3 separate regions of the Homo sapiens genome follow, and all the other regions are linked to region 3. Evidence: chromatin contacts called from ENCODE Hi-C data. All regions are on one chromosome and are shown on one strand. Each heading gives the region's core, a stretch centred on a gene start or an enhancer-like site at or near the end of the contact. The rest is flanking DNA. Distances are from core to core; before and after follow the strand shown.

Evidence for each region. A loop is a pair of places that touch in the nucleus more often than their neighbours do. Pooled maps may share reads with other maps.
Region 1: a map with no recorded cell type shows a loop between it and region 3 (3-fold over the local background). The contact joins two enhancer-like sites. A Hi-C loop is called at or near these places in 2 of 37 single-sample maps with no recorded cell type and 2 of 50 pooled maps.
Region 2: a loop to region 3 is called in a map with no recorded cell type, with 4 times the contacts of the local background. The contact joins two enhancer-like sites. A Hi-C loop is called at or near these places in 2 of 37 single-sample maps with no recorded cell type and 1 of 50 pooled maps.

Annotation. Positions count from the first base shown.
Region 1 is chr13:33,744,081-33,747,452 of GRCh38, reverse strand. No RefSeq gene overlaps it. Among named protein-coding and RNA genes, the nearest start is that of RFC3, 72 kb to the left of the region's middle. Within about 2 kb of position 1,697, at least 10 of the 41 ENCODE cell types and tissues checked have a DNase peak (open chromatin) inside an H3K27ac peak, as active enhancers do.
Region 2 is chr13:33,193,726-33,197,062 of GRCh38, reverse strand. All of the region lies in intron 1 of STARD13 (StAR related lipid transfer domain containing 13), which reads left to right. Among named protein-coding and RNA genes, the nearest start is that of STARD13-AS, 82 kb to the left of the region's middle. RefSeq lists a silencer at 827-1,017. Within about 2 kb of position 1,547, at least 11 of the 41 ENCODE cell types and tissues checked have a DNase peak (open chromatin) inside an H3K27ac peak, as active enhancers do.
Region 3 is chr13:31,895,200-31,898,415 of GRCh38, reverse strand. It overlaps the pseudogene EEF1DP3. Among named protein-coding and RNA genes, the nearest start is that of FRY-AS1, 130 kb to the left of the region's middle. Within about 2 kb of position 1,780, at least 5 of the 41 ENCODE cell types and tissues checked have a DNase peak (open chromatin) inside an H3K27ac peak, as active enhancers do.

The DNA of each region.
Region 1 (3,372 bases), core at 448-2,947, 1.8 Mb before region 3:
GATAAAGAGGGCTGACTGCATACCAAAACAGTATATTTTGGGGTAGCATATCCTGAACTCCTTGACAGTCATACTTTGGGGTAGTATATTCTGGACTCCAATAATACATATTTATTTCAGACTAACATAAGATACCAATAAACAAAAACAGAGAAATAAAAATAACTCATAATCCCATCACCCACAGATAAATACCATTATGTATATAGTCCCCAGGCCTCATTTCTTTTTTCCTAAGAAGGAAATGTGTACCATATTGTATGTTTTATAACCCGCTTTTCTTATTTCTCTCCATATATAGAAATATTCTGCCTTTACAACATTTTCAATATCTATTCCATAGTCCCTTGGAAAGATGTATGCTTTTATTCTACAAATCCCCTTATGTTGGACATTCCGTTTAGTTTCAATCTTCTAATATGATAAGCAATGCTGCAATGAACTTCTTTGTAGGTAAATATTAGGACAAATTAATGATTTATGCTGTTGCTTAGGATGTTTTAGAATTGCTGGTTTTAAAATATGCTAATTTTAATCCTTTTGGTATTTCCAATCTGCTTTATTTATTTATTTATTTATTTATTTATTTTTTGGAGATGGAGTCTCACTCTGTCACCCAGGTTGGAGTGCAGTGGTGTGATCTTGGCTCACTGCAAGCTCTGCCTCCCAGGTTCACGCCATTCTCCTGTCTCAGCCTCCCGAGTAGCTGGGACTACAGGCGCCTACCACCATGCCCGGCTAATTTTTTGTATTTTTAGTAGAGACGGGGTTTCACCGTGTTAGCCAGGATGGTCTCAATCTCCTGACCTCGTGATCCGCCTGCCTCCACCTCCCAAAGTGCTGGGGTTACAGGCATGAACCACCACGCCCGGCCTCCAACCTGCTTTATTAAAAGGCAATACTAAAGTGAAATCTCAGCCATACAGTCTACGTACCATGACTCCTCTTTAGCCACTTTCTATTTCACAATGAACTCCTACATTTTCCATACAGCTACTTTGAACTCTAAATAGGTTCATCATTTCTCTCAATACTGCCAATGCTGGTTATTATCATTTTGTTTCATCTTTGGCAATGCAATAGTAGGAATTCAACAGAGGGCATTGCAATATTATAAGTCCTCTTACTAAATGGAGCATTTAATGAGTACTTGCCCTTCCGAATGAGCATCCGTTGTGGGACAAGCCTGTACTACATGTTGGATATGAAGGTGGATGTGATGTGGTCACTGCCTCCAGGAAGCTTTAGCTTTAGCTAAAGGCATTAAGCCCCCAAGGATGAAGTAGTGGGGGTTTAAGCAGAAGCTGTTTTAAAGAGGGTGAGTGCAAAACGTGTGGTGAGCCACAGGACCATGTGTATTCAAATGTATGCCATGGGCTGCTGCTGCTGCTGCTGTTTCATATCACTTGGCACTGCTGAGAAGGCTGGCAGTGAGGCTGGTTAAATTTGTAATAAGTTGTTCATTTCTGCATAAAGGAAAAATGGAACAGCAATTTTTCTTTTCTAATGTTCAGTTACCACTGTCCTTTATGTGAAACGATAACAATGGACTCCCTCCCATCAGCATCTTTGAAACACTCTCCTCCTGTGGAGACGACTGGCCTGTGGTTGTGCAGCAGAGCAGACATGCTCATTTCTGTCGTCAGGTCACCATGTTCCCTGCAGGTGTGTGGCTCATCGTAATCCTCTATGCTTGCACTTAATGGGTTTTTTTTTGCAAGATTAAAAATGCAGGTGTAGCACACATCATTAATCCCCAATTTCAGTTAACTGAACTGTGTGTGTATTTATGCAGCTGCTGACTCCTGAGACACCCACTTGGAAAGAAGACAAAAGTTCTGAATGTACCTTTCTGTAATTCAGTAAACATACAGAGTACAAATTAAAAAAAAAAAATTAAGGATTTTTAATTCAACAGCCTTGCCAATGGGGGCACTGGCCACAAACACACTTGTTCATGAAAAGATCTATTTCAAGTATTCTCCTGGAAGCAAGAACCAGTATCTGGAATGTAGGCAGCATTTGTTCTTTAAACAAAATTAAAGTTTTACAGGAATGCAATGCTGTGTACTCATTAAAAAAAAATTACAAGTAGAAAAATCTGGAAAGAATCCATTTTGTGCTGTGTCTTTCCGACTGGAGGTTGTAAGTGGTAGCCCCTCCCCTGCCCTGGAGGACTTCCCTGCTCCACCCAGCTGCTCTAATCCCATATACTTCCTGCCTGGAATCCTCCTGAAGCTGCTTCCATCTTCTACCCCACTTCCTCTTGCTGAGCAGCATAGTAACTACCGTTCACATCACCTCCACTATGTTCATCATTCTGTGAAGTAAATAAAAGTGGAGGAAAGGCCCCACTACAGAAGATGAGGTGCAAAAAATGCCACCTCAGAATGTGGCATATTGACATACTGAGTGAAGCATGCTGAAGGAAATTGAGAAAACCTCAGAAGCAAGATAGTCTCTCTGACCTTCTCCCACCCCTTCTCCCCTACAGTGGGACATAGAAACTGAAATTCCTCTTGTCCCTCTCTCCCCTGAAGTGGGCCTTAAAACCTAGGAAGGTTACCTCTGACCTACTCCCACCCTCCTCCCCTGAAGATTTTCATGTGACAGGTGTCTTGTCCTATAGCTGGAGGGAAGGAATGTCACACAGAGAGGCCAAGAGGAATCTGAACAAGCAGGCCTTACCAAGTACCCCCCGCTTATTACCACTTGATCATATCCTTTTGCCTCCAGTCATACTTCTGCATGACTGTCCATAAAAATCCACACTTTTCCCTGGGTCTTTGAGTTTTCATTACTGAAGGTGCCTATGTCACTTAAAACTTGCATTAAATAAATGTGTTATGCTTTTCTCTTGCTAATCCGTATTTTGTTATGGGCCTCAGCCATGAACTGTGAGAGATAAAGAAAAGATACTAAGTTTTCTCCCCTACATAGATGAGGAAGTTGCAACTCAGCAAGAATCAGTGACTTTCCAAGGTCCCATCTTTTCTGAAGGATGCTCCAAGCACCCTGAGTGCACACGCAGGGAACTGGAAGGCCACAGCTCACTCTGCACCCAAACCTGCAGGAAGAAGTTTCTCTAGGAACCAGTCAGGGGCAAGTTGTAGGACTCTTAGCAATAACCTCTGCTGCAGGGTGGAAGAAGCTTCTGCCTGGAAGGCCAGGGGAATGAGGGAGGCTGAATGAGTTTGCCCTCTCCACCAACTCGCCCCACTCTGTCACCACAGCTCCAGTTGTCTCTTTCAGTTCTCATGAAGAGCTCCCAGTTACATGTTAGCTTATTCTCATTGTTTCTAAAGTCTGAGGTGACAGACAGGAAGTCTGTTGATTGTGAAAGATCAGATCCATAATCATCAAAACATACTT
Region 2 (3,337 bases), core at 298-2,797, 1.3 Mb before region 3:
CCAGCCTTTGTTGAATATACACTCATATCAGTAACAAAATCTTGAGCAGTACTCCCAATATATCTATCTTTATGTATTTTATAAGTTACATGCAGTTCTACTGTCATTAATATCTCAAGTCATAAAGGCCAAAGTCCATCAATAATTACGTAAATCTCTATTTCAAATAGTCTTCCAGACAATTTTACACTAGTTCAGTTGGCTTCTTTTCTGGTCTAAATCTGTGTTCATTATTGCTGCCTTGTAGAAGTGACTGTTAACAGGGCCAGTACTAGGAGTAAGGGAATTTCAGCTTTGTCTCTTTCTTGTTGGCTACTCATTGCTGGTAATTAATATTTTCTCTTTGTGGTTCCTCTGCAAGAATCTTTTTAAGTTGCCTCTCCATTCTGTTAGGATTAGTTTGGTTAAAGATAAGCAATGTAGCTCACAGTCTCTCAATCGAGTCCATGTCGGCTGCCGCACATCATGATGTAGGGCAGTACTGAAAGCAAGCGTGGAGGTAAGATTGCTGGGGTCAATCCTCTCTACTATACAATCGCCACCCTCCCTCCCAGAAACCACTGGCAGGCTGGCAGCTCCAGTGAGGGCGCCTCCTATCATATCCTGATATTGCATACTGGCATAACAATTTGTTTCTTTAAAAATATTTATTTTATTTGTATTTATTATTATTATTGTTTTTTGAGACAGAGTCTCGCTTCATTGTCCAGGCTGGAGAGTGGTGCAATCTCAGCTCACTTTGCCCCCCAGGTTCCAGCGATTCTTGTGCCTCAGCCTCCTGAGTAGCTGGGATTACAGGCATGCGTCGTGTCACCACGCCCAGCTAATTTTTGTAGTCTTAGTAGAGTCGGGGTTTCGCCATATTGGCCAGGCTGGTCTTGAACTCCTGACCTCAAATGATCCACCCACCTCGGCCTCCCAAAGTGCTGAGATTACAGGCGTGAGCCACTGCACCCAGCCTAATTCTTTAAAAATATTTTAGAATATTTTAATACGAAATTTTAAACACAGATAACATTTCTCATATAATCATCTGAACCCTATTTTGGAGAGCATTGTTCTTGTGGCCTCTAAGTGTCTATTACCTCCCTTCTTAACCAAATGGAGAAAGCTTTTAGTTGTTATGTGTGTCCCATCTGCCAACCACAGTACAGAGCACTCATTTCATCCTCACGACCACCCTTTGAGGGAGAATGATTGTCTCCATTTTACAGATGAAAAAACTGAGGCTCAGAGGGTTTATTAACTTGTACAAGTTGGCATTGCTTGTAAGAAAGAGAGACAGATTTGAAACATATGATCTTTCCCATCTTCCTTCCTTCTTACCGCCTTCCTTCACTTAGGGCTTGGGGTAATTTCCGTTCTTGTGTCTAAAGAACTAAGTCCTAGAAAATAATGAATTTTCAGATCTCAAGACATGCTTTACGATAATACTGTCGTGGGTGCTACGTGTCGGCTTCCTGGCTAAAATTGCAGCATCGTTATGGCTGGTTTCTGTCCATGCGGCAAATCTGGTTGCTATGGTATCCTTCACATAGAAAAATATTTGTCAGCTCCAGGTGGCTGGAACACCACACAGGCTTACTGATAGTGAGAATACAAGCAATGATTCAGTGAATTACAGGACAGTCTCCTGAGAGAAAAATGTGGTCCCCGGGGACTTTGATGAAGTAGCCTAGAGATGTTCACTTTGTATTTTTCCCGCTACAAAACTTCAACTTTAGTTGGTTGAGTTACAGAGAGAGTGGCTAAATCTGCAAAGATGTCAGTAACAGGGGATTACTGAAATAGTGTTCCTTCCTGTGGGGGAATATATATTGCATTAAAATAAATGAATGTGTTGACCTAGTAAAATTAAATTGCCATATCCAAAGTAGTGGCAGATTAGGCATTTTAATTGTTGGTCATTGATTTAAATCATCTCCTGAGTCAGAATGTATTCTCATTGAACATGATTACATCCAGATAATGTTTTCTTCCAGTAAGAGGGAAAGAACAAAGGAAAATAAATAAAACACAGTTCACTAGAATCTCATAAAAGTTCTTGCACAAGAAGTGAAGTAGCATGGGAAAATATGAGTTCTTTTACAAAAACAACTTTTTCCTTGAAGTCACTGCAAGATTGCTGTTCACATAACATATTGGTATGTGTATATGTTTATACAAGAGGGGGCTGCAGGCCCAGGAAAATGTAAATAAATCAAAGTCTCTATGGTAGCTGTGGTCATTTTAAAAAATGACTAACAGCATATATAATCTCCTTTCAAAAAAACAGTGAGTTGTTCGTTTCTGATTTTTTAAAAATCCATTTTCACTTTCTCCAAAGAAGCCCATATTTGAGGGTTGAGAATCATTTTTCTTTTCCTCCCAATTCTTCACTGCTTTGAATTTGTTTTATATTCTGCCCAATACAAGCAAAGCATTATAGTATTGAAAAGTTTTCTATTAAAAAACATGACAAATTACATCTAGTTTATATTAAAGTAATTTCATTCTGCACTAAATACCTTAAAATATGATGTTTAAGTATAAACTTACTTTTAAATCAAAAACAAATGCTGATTAACCTTTTAAAAATATTCTTACCATGAAAGAATGTACATTTACAAGATAATGTAAATCAGGGATTTTTTTTTAAGATTCAGTCAAAATATTTTTTTAATGAAAACATTAATCCTCTTAGTAAACTGAATTTCATAGCAGAATGTTTCCATAATGAATATTAACCATCTCTCCTTACTTAAATTATTTACCAAAATTCATTTAATACACAATTTTTAAGGTTTTTTTGAAGTGAAGTATATTTATGGTTCAAATATCATCAAATAAAAATATGGTATTAGGCATGTGCTGTGTTCATTGCCTTCTCCGTGTGACTTTTCTGCTAAGTTTAGTCCATTGAATCTAAGTCCAGATTGAGGCAAGAAGAGCTAGAAGAGTATGCATCTACCTAGCAAATACTCTGTCTTTCTTTTTCCCTATATAAGTGAAATAAGCTCTAACACTCCTTGAGGTCTCTGGGATCATTCTGGACTAGTTTGTAACAGGAAAAAAACAACCTGAAAACCTCAGCTTAAAGGGCCTTTTTTTGTTTCAACTCTAAAAGAAAAAAAATGCATAATCCTATTACACTTAGTTATCAGCACCATTTGAAATCCTGACTACCTTGATAATCACCATGGAGCCGTGTAGCACTTAGCTAGTAGAGAGCTAAATTCAATTAATAGTACAGATGACTGGATAAACCTCCTCATTTATTTTACTGATCTCTACAGTTTCTCTCTCCTGTCCTCCAAGTTAAGATCTTTTTTGTTTTGTTTTGTTTTCCTGCTTCAAA
Region 3 (3,216 bases), core at 531-3,030:
GGAGCACCCAGTAGGTGGTGGGCCCTCAGTTACCTTGGGTAATGGATCAAACACTGCAGAGTGAGTGAGGAAGATGGACTGGACCACGTATTAAAATATTTATAGGATGTTAAGGGAGACACTCACTCCTTTTGATCATCATACTTGAAAACATTTTCATTTGTTACATATAAAATGGATTAGACTACAGAATTCTGTACAAGGACAAACTGACCATGCATAACCTTCCATCCACTTTCTCCGACGGAGAAAACACTTCACCGTTTTCTCCACCGTCCAATTTCCGTCTAGGTTGTTGGTCTCACACACTCCTCAGTGTAGCAGGCTAAATAGTAGCCCCCCTAAGAGGTCCAAATCCTAATCTCTGGAATCTGTGTCTATGTTACCTTAACAGCAAAAAGGACTTTGCAGATGATGTTAAGGACCCTGAGATAGGAATTTTATTCTGGATTATCTATGTGAGCCCTAAATGCAAGCCCAAGGGGCCTTGTAAGAGGGAGGCAGGAGGGTCAGAGTCAGAGGAGATGTGATCGTGGAAACAGAGGACAGAGTCTATGCGGCCAGGAGCCAGGCAATGCAGTTGGCCTCTAGGAGCTGGAAAAGGCAAGACAAGGATTCCCCTACAGTTTAGAAGGAACACAGCCATGCTGACCCAGTTGACTTCCAACCTCCAGAACTGTAGTAGAAATTTACATTGCTTTAAGCAACTAAATTTGTGGCAATTTATTACAGCAGCCATAAGGAATAAATATGCTCGTGGTAGAAGTATGCAGGGCATTACGTACTGTCTGTTGAAAGTAAAATGTAAAGAAATAATAGATGTCAAAATAACAGATAATGTTAAGCAGCTACTAATCCATGTAGCATTACAAATAAAATAAAAGTAATGAGGCTGGGTGCAGTGACTCACACCTGTAATCCCAGTACTTTAGGAGGCCGAGGCGGGCAGATCACTTGAGGCCAGCCTGGGAGTTCGAGACCAGCCTGGCCATCATGGTGAAACCCCATCTCCATCTCTACTAGAAATACAAAAACTAGCAGGGCGTGGTGGCACACACCTGTAATCCCAGCTACTCAGGAGGCTGAGGCATGAGAACTGCTTAAACCTGGGAGGCGGAGGTTGCAGTGAGCTGAGACTGCGCCACTGCACTCCAGCCAAAAAAAAGTAATGACATCTAGGTTAAGGTTTAAAGTCTCCAATAGTCAATATTAGTATTTAGGGAACTTTTAAAAAATTATGTCTGAATGGGTACAAACATACAGTTAGATAGAAGAGATAAAACCCAGTGTTCAATAGCTCACTATAGGGTGACTATAGTTAACATTAATCTACTGTACATTTCAAGATAGCTAGCAGAGAATAATTCCACTGTCCCTGACATAAAGAAAAGACAAGTATTTAAGGTGATGGATACCCCAATTACCCTTATCTTTATATATTATACGACTGTATCAAACTGTCACATGTACTCCCAAAATATGTACCTCTATTATGTATCAATAAAAAAACTATCAATTTTTTTAAAAACTATGCCTGATCTCAGGATCCAGTGGTTTATATCTTACCATTTTTCTGCTTGTTATGAGTTACTTCCACCTTATTTTTCTTTATTTACATTATTCTCCTTTTATTCACAAGGTCAAAGTTTGTGGTCTAAAATTATCTCTTTTTCTTGTCTTAGAGCCATGCCCTGTGGGGAGAAAGCTCGGCTGTGGTTTTTAGCTCCCAGGAGTCCCATGAGGCTACTTAGTTAAGCAGCTGTGAAGGCTGCTTTCTTTTGAGGGTGGAGTCCCTGTTTTCATGGTGGGAAACAGCTCTTACTCCCAGGGCTATTCAGTGAGCCATCAGACAGCCTTGCTGCCTCCTCTGCCAGGGACATTCTTTTCACCAGAACTGTCAGAGTCACAGAGTGGAGCCTCCTCAGCCCCTCCACGGGAACACAGACAAGGACTAGGGTTTATGGGCCTCACTTGGTGGACAGTGTCATTTCAGATGTGTGCCTGCTGAATAGTGAGTCTTTTAGAACTCAGGGTCATAGGGGCTGGGGATAGGGAAGAACCTTCCTAACAAGATTGTAATCCATTCTTAAAATGTAATTTTAAGAAGTTGGAATGTAAATGTAAATCATAAGTTACCTTCTGATTTTCTTCCAGTCAAAATTACACAAAGACACCTTTTCTTCAAGCTCAGCACTGAATTCCATTTAAACCTTGACTCGAGTAAGTACAAAACATTTTCCCTAACTTGGATACCCTTTCTCCTGCCCATTCTTCAAATATCAAATCTTTAAGGATGTTTCTCTGATTGATCCAGTTCAGAGAGATCTCTCCCACCCCTGCACATCTCTAATTTGTTTTCCCAAGTTTCCAATAATTTATAACTCCAACTTAAAGTCACAATCTAAAAGCCTTAGATAAACCAAGTGCTTGGATCTCAGATCACTTTTTCCCAAAGAAAAATGCAGTAGCTAATCACGGCAGCCACAGTGAGCTGTGCAGGCTGCACACTGCAACTTCAGCAGCTTGCTCTATTATCACTGACACTTACTAAGCGCACGACATGTGCAAGACACTGTACTATGAATATCATGAGGATCACTTGGTTCCTTCAGTCCCCATACAAACCTTGTTATTTTCATTTTACAGGTAGGAATATTGGGGTTCCTTCTGAAAAGAGGTTAGGTAAATTGTGCAAATTCACACAGCTGGTACACATGGATCCCATCTCAAACCCAGGCCTGTTTAAATTAATCATACTAGGCACTTGGAACCAAAGAACTTAACAGTAGGGAGCAATGCTGTGGCAAATAAGGCACAAATAGTAAAATTTAAATATGCAATTATACCAGTCCTTTATACTGGTCTGATTTATATAATTATACTGAATTTTATTAGAATTCAAAGTGAAATTATAGATGAGATGTTGCCCATAGAAGGATTTGTCTTCCAATATTGAAAGATCAATACTAGGTTTCTAATCTGTATACCTGCTTCAGAACAATTCAAAATGAGAAAGAAAGCAAAGAATAAAATATATTCTATGTGAGTTCCTCAAATAAGCCATCAAGGAACCCAAGTATTTACAAAAACTCTCTCAAAGATGCCTATCACAACTTAATCTCAATTCTACCACTCCATGAATTATTTGACCTTTTGAGTAGTTGTTGTAAAATATAGCAAGGATGATAAAGGTGAGAACTGAGGGTAATACCACGT